Linked DNA regions of Mus musculus: region 2 is linked to region 1. A link is a loop called in an ENCODE intact Hi-C map of the cell type or tissue named here. Cell type or tissue: left cerebral cortex. All regions are shown on one strand.

Region 1 (5,000 bases):
ATCCTCCTGACTCTGTCTCTAGTGAGCTGATATTACAAATGTGTGCCACCATGCTTAGCTAGAGTCTTACTAAATAACCCAGGCTGGCCTTTAATTCTCAGTGATCCTCCTGTCTCAGAATACCAAATGCTGGAATTACAAGCCAAATCCTGGGTCATCCATTTTTTTGTTTTTTCCCCCACTAACACTTTCACCCAACTTTCCCCACAAGGCCAAGCAATTGGCTGTCATTAAATGAAAACTTTTAGCATGACTTTCATTCAACTAGAGGATGAGTCAGTTCCTGCTGCCAAAAAAAAAAAAAAAAAAAAAAAAGTCACCCAGTTGGTCTCAGAAGCTGGAACCAAAGAGGACATTTTAAAAGGTAAAAGGCAACCCTCCACCCCCAACACATACCCGGGACTGCCTAGGATTAGGTGAGGTGGTAGATACTACTCCAGGGCCACAGCCAGATCACAGCTCTCAAGTGTGAGGAAACCTTATCCTCCCAGCAACTTTTCACTTCTTTTTCTTGCTTTTTGAAATAAAGGTCTCCCCATATTTGCTCATGCTGGCAGGCCCTGAACTTGAGATTTGTCTGACTCAAGATCTTGAGTCCTGGTCTTCCAGGAGAACACCACACATTTTCCAGGAGGGTGGGAGGAACAGGATACTGGCAGCTGAGGTGTTTCCTCCTCTCTTCTCCCAAGAGAGCACACACACAGTATATACTCACCCAACTCACATACTTATCTTGTTTCCAGAGGACAACCCAGTTTGGCTACTTTTTTTTTTTTTTTTTTTTTGTAAGTATGTTATTTAATTTTGAAAGCTGCTAAGGAGCTGTTAGTCTTAGCCAGCTCCTTAGAGGGGAGCAATTAGAGTAATGGAGCAAAATACCAGATGGCTACTTTGGGGCCTTCATCATCAGTCCAAAAGAAAAATGGGGGTGGAGGAGGGGAAGAAAAAAAGGAGAAAAGAAAAATGGGGGTGGGGGGAGGAATGGCTTACAGAAAATCAAAACACTATCAGAGCTTTCAAATAATTAACTCACATTTAATACTGCCTGAGCCAAAGGTCAGGGTCTAAACTCAGGTCTGCAAACAATGGCGTGCTAATGAACACTCAAGCTCAGAACAAGGCATTTCCTCTTGCTGTGAGATCTTTGGGGACAACTCTCACCCTTCCACAAGAGATGTTACAGAAGTCACTTTAGGAAAGTACTCTTCAGTCACACTATCCTAAGGGTTAGGTCTGATTGGTTAGCACTTGGATGGGACAAACTAGGGAAGAGAACTAGGACTCAATTGCTCAAGAATTTTTTATAGGCCTGTAGTTCCATGTAGTACTCGGGGAGGCTGAGGCACATGGATCACCTGAGCCCAGGACTCTGGAAAACCTGAACATAAACCCAGACTAAAACGACACAATAATAATTTTTGAAAACTAGCTCAGTCCCCTGTCCTCCCACAAATGTTCAAGGCTGCCCTGTGAAACACCTGCTGCATAACTTCCTTATGGATAATGTCTTGGGTATAGGGGTGCCTAGAATTCAGAGTGAAGGGCTTTCAGGTAAGAGACAGACTCTTGACTTGAGCCAGCCCCTGCTTCAGCTGTTCTGGCCACAGAATTTGAATGTGTGAACAGGTACATACGAGACTATCACTGTCCCTGTGGTGGGAGTTATCTATATGCCTTGGAGAGGCAAGAAAGGCCTGTCATTCACATTTACAGAAGTTGTTCTGGTACGTGGGATAAGGCCCAGTCATAAAACAAAACAGAAAAGTCCTAGCGATCCTGTTGGGGGTTTGGCTGAGAGCTCTTGTATGAGAGATAAAAAGCACTGGCTGGTATATTCCTTTCATAACTCCTAACCCCACGGCACCAGAGAGCTTAGTTATGCAGGACAGGGTGGAGAGGTGAAGCAATTCTTTTCTCCTAAAGAACAGCTAAGTGTAAATATTTGCTGGAGTAGGTTATAAAGCAAGCATACTAGAGCAGGGCCTTTTCAGAGCCGCTGAAGCAACGTTAGAGAACACTGTGAGCCATCCTGTTCTCAACCTTTCCTGGCTGGGAAGGAAGGGAACCAGGAAGGAGCAGGGGAAAGTGACACAGGCAGCCATGGGGATTCTGGTGAGTCCTGGTTCTGCCTAGGGTCTGAATGCACACCAACCTCACCACCCTAAAGAGAGGGGCTAAAAAAAAAGGAGGCACCAGAGGTTGGTATTTGTGAAAGGAGGATGACCCCTACTCCAGTTATCTAAGGAAAGGGGGGGGGGGGGGCACTGCACAGTTCCCTAAACATTAGAAAAGAAAGATCCAAGACATTCTCAAAGCGGACGCTGTGACCCGTTTCCTTCCAACTTTCCAAGTCTTTTGGCAACTTTCAACCTTTTCCTCTCAAGGCCTCAGGCAATAAATAATTGTTGAGATCCAGACTAGATCTCCCCTGCCTTTCAAAATGCACTCATTCCCCAGCTACCACTCCTCAGCTATTTTACACACTGCAGACTTCCACCCCCCTAGTGACTGCAGACAGCATACAAGCTGACAGTCCGACTGGGCCACAGTTACACCAGGTCCCACCTCAGGCTTTCCAGGCACTGCAGCTTCTCCCACCATTGACCCTCCAGACTGGGTGACTGGACCCAGCCATATAGCAACTTCCCTGCCCCCCCCCGGGGGGGGGCATCTGGTAAATGTCATCAAACCGGCTCTCTCCCACACCCTCAGGGCCCCGCTCCCAACTCCCAAAGTCCCAACTCCACGCACATCCCGTCTGCAGAGTCACCAAAAGCACATTCCTGATCGCCCTGAGAGCAAGGGTCTTGTCCTGAAGTCACAGTGCCCATCAGTAAGTTACAAAAAAGTCTCAACCTCTAGAAAGCATGAAGTAGCTTCTAACTTCAATTTTAATTTCCCACTCTCCTCACACTCTTGCGAACCATCCCCCACATTCTCACCCACTCAACACACCCTTCTTTAGCTCTTTCTGCATACACTCACACCCTCTCTCCCATCACTCCTAGCTTCCCTCTCAACCACCCAACACATCTCCACTCCTGGCCTCCTACTCTGACCTCCACTCCATACTGTGGCTTCCCTTTAGCATCGCCCCCACACTCCTAAATACCATCAGGAAATACTATTTTAATACCCCTTCACCTACCCTCCCCATCAAAAGACACTACTCTCCCAGAACACTCATTTCTTCCTCACTCAATGAACCCCCAAGTCTTTTAATCAGGCATTCCTAATCAGACTTCCATTTTCCCAAACTAACCCCCTCCCATTATCCTCCATCCCTGCTCCTACTGTCTTCCACTATTCTCACTGTTGAACTATTTCCCCGTGAACCTGGAACCTTAACTGTTTCACTACCTCTCCCTTCTTCAAAGCACCCACACTCTTTTGGGTCTCCCCATCAATTCTAATTACGCCCCTATCCTTTTCTTTTTACAGCAAGGCGCCCTCAATAAATCTCACCCTCCTCACACAAACATCTTTTTTGTTCCTAGGCCCCTAACTTCTGTCCTGAACACCTACCTTCTCAGACCCCTAGTCCCATCAGACCATCTTAACACCTACTCACCACACACCCTAGCCCATGCAGGCCCCCCTCCCTGTCTCAGGATTCCACAATCCTCTCCTTAGTGCCCCCTTTTTACCTTTCCTGATTCTTCATCTCTTCTAGAACCACCCCCCAACACACACACACACACACACACACACACACTAAGGCTTCCTGCAATTCCAATCTCTTCTTCAGACTCTCTGCACTCCAGACTATCTCCTCCATACTAGGATTCCCAAACCAAATACTATCCAGGCTCACCAATTCCCTTCCTGGACCCCATTGCTTGCCTGGGCCCCATCAATGCTTCCTCTGATCCAACAATCTCGCCTTAAAACCTAGTTCCATTGCAACCTCCCGAATCATCATCTCGTTTGTCCCAGTTCCCCGTGTCTCCTACCTGGCCGCCACTTCCCCCCTCCCCCTCCAGATTCCCAATTGCTTCCTTAAGCTCTGTAATCCCTCTCCGGGACTGCAAACCCGTTCCCGAACCCGCCAATTGTCTCCCAGGACCCTCCTCCAGGCCTCCCCGCCACGCGCAGGACGCCACCCAGCCCGGGTCACGGGCCGCGCACCTTGCGCTGCTGCTTCTCCCAGGCCGGGTCCAACAGCAGGTCCCGGTCCCAGTCATCCTCCTGGGCCATGTAGTCGCCCATGCTTCCGCCGCCACCCGCGCCATTGCCGCCGCCGCTGTTCGGGCCGTACTGGTACGCCTGGTTCGCTGCGTGGTAGTCCACCATTCCGCCGCCTTTCGCTAGCCCGCCAGCCGGTCCGCTACCGCCTCAGCTCCCGCCCCTGTGCCGGAGGCTCCGACTCGGCCGCCGCTTCAGCTGCTTTCAGCCCGCCCAAGACTGACGCCTGCGCAGTTCACTTGCCGCGCCTGCGCACTGCGCTGCCGCCGCCGCCCTCCCGCGCGCGCGCACCTGAGGAGGCCCCGGGCTCTCGGCGCCGGCGCAGAACGCACCTCCGGCTGCCCGCCCAGCGTGGGAGCCCAGGCGCTTCTAGCGGGAACGCGCGCGTCACCCCGTGTGGGCGGGGCCCAAGTCATGAATGATTCATAAGGCGGGGCTCCTCATCCGGCTTTAACCTGTTTCGGGGTGGAATGTGTTCCCATTCAGCCATTCAGACATAATCAAGATTTATTTGGCTGCCTGCTATGTGTGAGACCGTGTTTTCTGCCTTGGCATTAAAGAAGTCAGGAAAAGTCCCCACCCTTTCGAAACTATATACTATAAACCTTGCACGATGGAACGTGGGATCTCTGTTCTCAGGCCGCAGAGACTGAACGACAGATAACATGTTGGAGCTTGGGTTACACAGGAAGACCAGTCTTAAATTAAATAAATAATCGAGCTTAAAACTGGGCATGGTGGGCCGGACAGTGTTGGCGCACGCCTTTCATCCCAGCACTTAGAGGCAGAAGCAGGTGGATTTCTGAGTTCGAGGC
Region 2 (5,000 bases), 130 kb before region 1:
ACAGGGTCTCTATAGTAATGGAACTTGCTATGTAGAAGAGGCTTGTCTTGAACTCGCAGAGATCTGCCACCTGCCCCTGTCTCTGTCTCTGTCTTTTTGGTTTTTCGAGACAGGGTTTCTCTGTGTAGCCCTGGCTGTCCTGGAACTCACTTTGTAGACCAGGCTGTCCTGGAACTCAGAAATCCGCCTGCCTCTGCCTCCCCAGTGCTGGGAGTAAAGGCATGCGCCACCCTGCCCGGATTTTTTCCCTTTTTTTTTTTTTTTTTTTTTTTTCTTTCCCTGCCCCTGTCTCTTGAGTGCTAGGATTGAAGGTATGAGGCACCACATTGAACTTCCTTGGGTTCTTTTCAGAGTCTTTGTTGCGGGGGCTGGGTGTAGGATGATCCCTTCTCAGGAGGCAAAAGGTGGAGGATACTTGAAGTTACAGGCAAGCCTGGGGTTTTATATAGACCTTACATAAATCAGGGAGAAGAGCCTGGGGATATGTTCGGTGTTAAATGTTTGCCTATGTTGCCTCAGTCCCCTCGCACCACAAAACAAAGGAGGGTGGCGTTAGAGCCATTTACTCCTGCCTACGCACTTCTAAATGTCCAGTAACCTTGAATCCGTATAACTTCCCTGGTCCAGGAGCCAACTTCTGGCGGTAAGGGAATAAAAACTGCTTAATTCTGGCCAGCCGGTATCCTAGCAACTAAACTGCTGCCCTTCTGTCCTTGACTATTTCAGTTGTCTGCATTTTGTTCCAACACAGCGTTGTGATGAACTTTATACACAATTTTCCAACAGCACTGTGAAATATTTTCTCAGGCCAGCGTCCCACTGGGCCAAAGGTTTAAGCAACGTCCCAAACACATGAGACACGAAGGAGTGCTTTTTTTTTTCGTTTGCCCTTAGTAAAGATGGCGAACTAGGTGGGACCTCGCTGCTAAAGGGCGGTGGCCGCGGTGGCTTCGGTGCCCTTGACCAACATGGCGAACGTTCGTGCCCGCCCCCTAAGTTTTTCTTCGGGAGTAAGTCGCACAGCTCCGGAGCTCCAGAAATGGCTACCGCGATGACAGTTTCCAGTAAACTCCGCGGCCTGCTGATGCAGCGTGAGTTACCCCTTAATCCGTGGGGGCTCGTTTTTGTGTCGTCTTGTTATAGCGGCGATAAGACGGGAAGTCTGCCTGGGTCGCTTTAAACTCAGGAGTCCTTTTGTAATTTAAAATGAAATTATAATTTTTTAGGTCTGTCTTTCAACCTGAATTCTTTGTCCCCAATCTTGGGTCATTTCCACAAACAAGGGTCTAATGTAGTCTCAGACTGAAACTTGGTTTTTCGAGACAGGATTTCTCTGTGTAGGCCTGGCTATCCTGGAACTCTCTGCAGACTAGGCTGGCCTCGATCTGAGATCGGACTGCTTCTGCCTTCCAAATGCTGCCTCCCAACCACCTCCTGGCTTGCATACCCTAATCTTAAAAGTTATGTCTGGTCATGCCAGCGCCCCTAAAGAGCATATACTGTTAAAATGTCCCCATTCTAGGCTCTCAAAGTCTCTTCCTTGTCTCCCCAGAGCTGAGAGGTACCAGCCAGCTGTACTTCAACATCAGCCTTCGATCTCTGAGCTCCTCTGCACAAGAGGCCTCCAAGAGAGCCCCCGAGGAAGTCTCAGACCACAACTATGAGTCTATTCAAGTCACAAGTGCCCAGAAGCATGTTCTCCACGTGCAGCTAAACCGGCCAGAGAAGAGGAATGCCATGAACAGGGCTTTCTGGAGGTCTGGCCTGCAAGCCCACAAGCCTATCTGCTAGAGGAGACAGAGGTGGGCAGGGACAGGGGCTTCCCACTCCAGATATAACCCTTTACTTCTTATGCCTCTGCAGGGAGTTGGTGGAATGCTTCCAAAAGATATCCAAAGACTCGGACTGCCGGGCTGTTGTAGTCTCCGGTGCAGGAAAGATGTTCACTTCAGGTACTTGTCTGCCTGCTGGCGCCTCTCCCCCTGCTGGGGCAGCCATGCTAGCAGTTTTCTTTGCTGATTTTGTCACTTACTCTTTTTTTTTTTCCCTCCCCTGGCTGGCCTGGAACTCTCTATTTAGACTAGGCTACTCTAGAAGTTGAAGTAATCCTCCTGCCTCAGCTTCCTAAATGTTGATGCTGGGATTGTAAACATGACTCAATGCTTTGGCCTCCTTTTGTTTCTAGAAGGAAACAAAAATACTGGGCCGGTGGCATGTGCCCTTAGTCCCAGCACTGGAGTGGCAGAGGCCAGTGGCTCTCTGGGAGTTCACGGCCATCCTGGATGACAGAGCCAGATCTAGGACAGCCAGGGCTGCACGGAGGAATCCTGTCTAGAAAAACCAAAAAGAAAAAGTTACTTTTATTTTTGTGTGCGCGTGCATGCACACGTGTGCAAAAGTTAGATGACGGCTTTTGGAAGCTGGTTCTATCCTTCCCCATGATCAAGTGGACCTGGATGCTGGTCCTGCTCGCCTGCAAGCCTTCAAACTCCTTTTCCTGCTGAGCCATCTTGCTGGCTCCATAGTGGTTCTCAATGAAAGTTTTTATTTTTATTTATTTATTTTTTAAAGACTTATGATTATATAATAATATGTAACATAAGATCCCCCTAGGGCTGGTGAGATGGCTCAGTGGGTAAGAGCACCCGACTGCTCTTCCAAAGGTCCGGAGTTCAAATCCCAGCAACCACATGGTGGCTCACAACCATCTGTAACAAGATCTGATGCCCTCTTCTGGTGTGTCTGAAGACAGCTACAGTGTACTTACATATAATAAATAAATAAATCTTTAAAAAAAAAAAAAAAAAAAAATCCCCCTAGGGCTGGACTAACAGGTTGGGTGTGATCAATTTGACAGTGTTGGCTCACAACCATCTGTAATGAAATCTCATGCCTTCTTCTGGTGCATCTGAAGACAGCTACAGTGTACTTAGATATAATAATAAATAAATCTTTTTTAAAAAGTATATAGGTTCTTAACTGTTGAGCTACGCCATTAGTCCTCAGTGGGTTTTTGTTTGGTTGGTTTTCTGAGACAGGGTTTCTCTGTGTAGCCTTGGCTATCTCGGAACTTGATCTGTAGACCAAGTTCAGGCTGGCCTGGAACACAGAGATCTGTCTGCCTCTGCCTCCTGGGCACTGGGATTTAACAGCTTGCACCACCATGCCCAGCTTTTTTTTTTTTTCTTTTTTTTTTTTTTTCAGTCTAATTTAAAACATTCACCCGTGTGTGGGTGTGTGTACTCAGGAGTTGGCTCAAAGCCCAGAATTCCCTCCCTACCACAAATTCAAGCATAGAAATTAGCTCAACAGAACCTGCTAGGATCCTGAAGTTGGATTAACCGCAGTAGATCTGTAACCTTGAATGAGGCTCTGGACCTTTCAAAACCTACAGGGGTGTCTAGCCAAGGGTGTTACATGCAGTGACTTCTGCCTACCCCTGCCCCCCCCCCCCCACGTGCACACACACACACACACACACACACACACACACGCACGGAAGTTACTCCACTACCCTTTCTCCTCTCTGACCCCTGACCCCTTCTCCACTTTAGCATGGCTTGTTTCCCAATTTTCTGTTCTGCTGTGAAACCCACCCAATGATTTTTTTTTTAATTTTATTTTATGTGCATTGGTGTTTTATGTGCCTGTGTGAGGGTGTCAGATAGCCTGGAACTGGAGTTAGAGACAGTTGTGAGCTGCCATGTGGGTGCTAGGAATTGAACCCGGGTCCTCTGGAAGAGCAGCTGGTGCTCTTACCCCCGAGCCATGTCTCCAGCTCCCACCCGGTGATCATTTTTGCTTCAGGTGTTTTGTTTGCAGTCTTCAGATTTCTAGTTGGTTCTTTGTGATGAGGCCTCAGTGACTTTCTAGATCCTCCTGCCTTGACCTGCTGTCCAGCCTGCCTCTTGTTTATTCTATTTTGTCTTATATTTTTGCACATATGTGTGAGTACATTTACGTGTGTGTACACATGGATAAAGGCACCAGCCCAAGGTTGTCCTGTGTCTGTTTGTCTTCCTTCCTTCTTCTTCTTCTTCTTCTCTCTCTCCTCCTTTCTTACTTCCTTTCTTTCTTTCTTTTTAATAATTTATTTATTTTTATTTTATGTACATTGGTGAGTTGACTGAATGTATGTCTATGTGTGTGTGTCAGATCCCCTGGAACTGGAGTTACAGGCAGTCGGTGCTGGAATTTGAACCCAGATCCCCTGAAAGAGCCACCAGTGCTCTTAACTGCTGAGCCATCTCTCCAGCCTCAGGATTGTGGTTTTATTATTATTATTATTATTATTATTATTATTGGATTTTCAAGCCTGGGTTTCTCTGTGTAGCCCTAGCTGTCCTGGAACTTGCTCTGTAGACCAGGCTGGCTTCAAACACAGAGATCCGCCTGCCTCTAACTCCTGAATTCTGGGATTAAAGGCTTGGAACACCAACCCGGGCTTTCTGTTTGTTTTTATTTGGATGATTTTTTTTTAACACATTGAAGACAAACCTCAATGTGTTATTTGAATACAAGGCTTCCTCATTTTAGGCAAGGGCCACCACAGGCCCCTCAGTGGTGGAAACTAGGCCAGTGCTCCACCACTGAGCCACACTCCCAGCTCTTCCCCTTGTGAATTCTGAGCAAACAGGGCCGTGCCCTCTACGCCACTTGGTGAATTCTAGGCAAGTGTTCAACCACAGCTACAAACCAGCATGGGTTGGGAGACAAGGGCTCACAGCCACCCCCCCGCACCCCCCCCAGCTATGTGTGGGAATAGCTTACTATTCATGATGAATGTCTGAAAAAGTCCATAGCTGGTCTTAAGAATGCCAGTATTTGGCCAGGCGGTGGTGTCGCACGCCTTTACTCCCAGCACTTGGGAGGCAGAGAGGCAGGTAAATTTCTGAGTTCGAGGCCAGCCTGGTCTACAAAGTGAGTTCCAGGACAGCCAGGGCTATACAGAGAAACCCTGTCTCAAAAAACAAAAACAAAATAAAAAAAAAAAAAAAGAA

The links. Peaks named below come from ENCODE experiments on the same cell type or tissue, not always from the same donor. Only the 100,000 strongest peaks of a DNase experiment are listed, where the experiment ranks them.
Region 2: it touches region 1 in a loop (2.5-fold over the local background); 5 of 42 quality-filtered maps call a loop at or near these places.

What each region holds. Positions count from the first base shown.
Region 1 is chr7:28,957,891-28,962,890 of GRCm38, forward strand. It overlaps Actn4 (actinin alpha 4), which reads right to left and starts at 4,442. Exons shown (of 21, transcript NM_021895.3): 1 at 4,129-4,442. The coding sequence starts at 4,293. In left cerebral cortex, no CTCF peak of the experiment used is centred here; DNase peaks (open chromatin) are centred at 608, 2,956 and 4,501; H3K4me3 peaks cover 3,535 bases; H3K27ac peaks cover 2,192 bases.
Region 2 is chr7:28,824,322-28,829,321 of GRCm38, forward strand. It overlaps Ech1 (enoyl coenzyme A hydratase 1, peroxisomal), which reads left to right and starts at 1,017. Exons shown (of 10, transcript NM_016772.1): 1 at 1,017-1,091; 2 at 1,553-1,757; 3 at 1,864-1,952. The coding sequence starts at 1,040. In left cerebral cortex, a CTCF peak has its summit at 2,003; DNase peaks (open chromatin) are centred at 945, 1,440, 1,697, 1,885 and 1 more place; H3K4me3 peaks cover 1,595 bases; H3K27ac peaks cover 2,330 bases.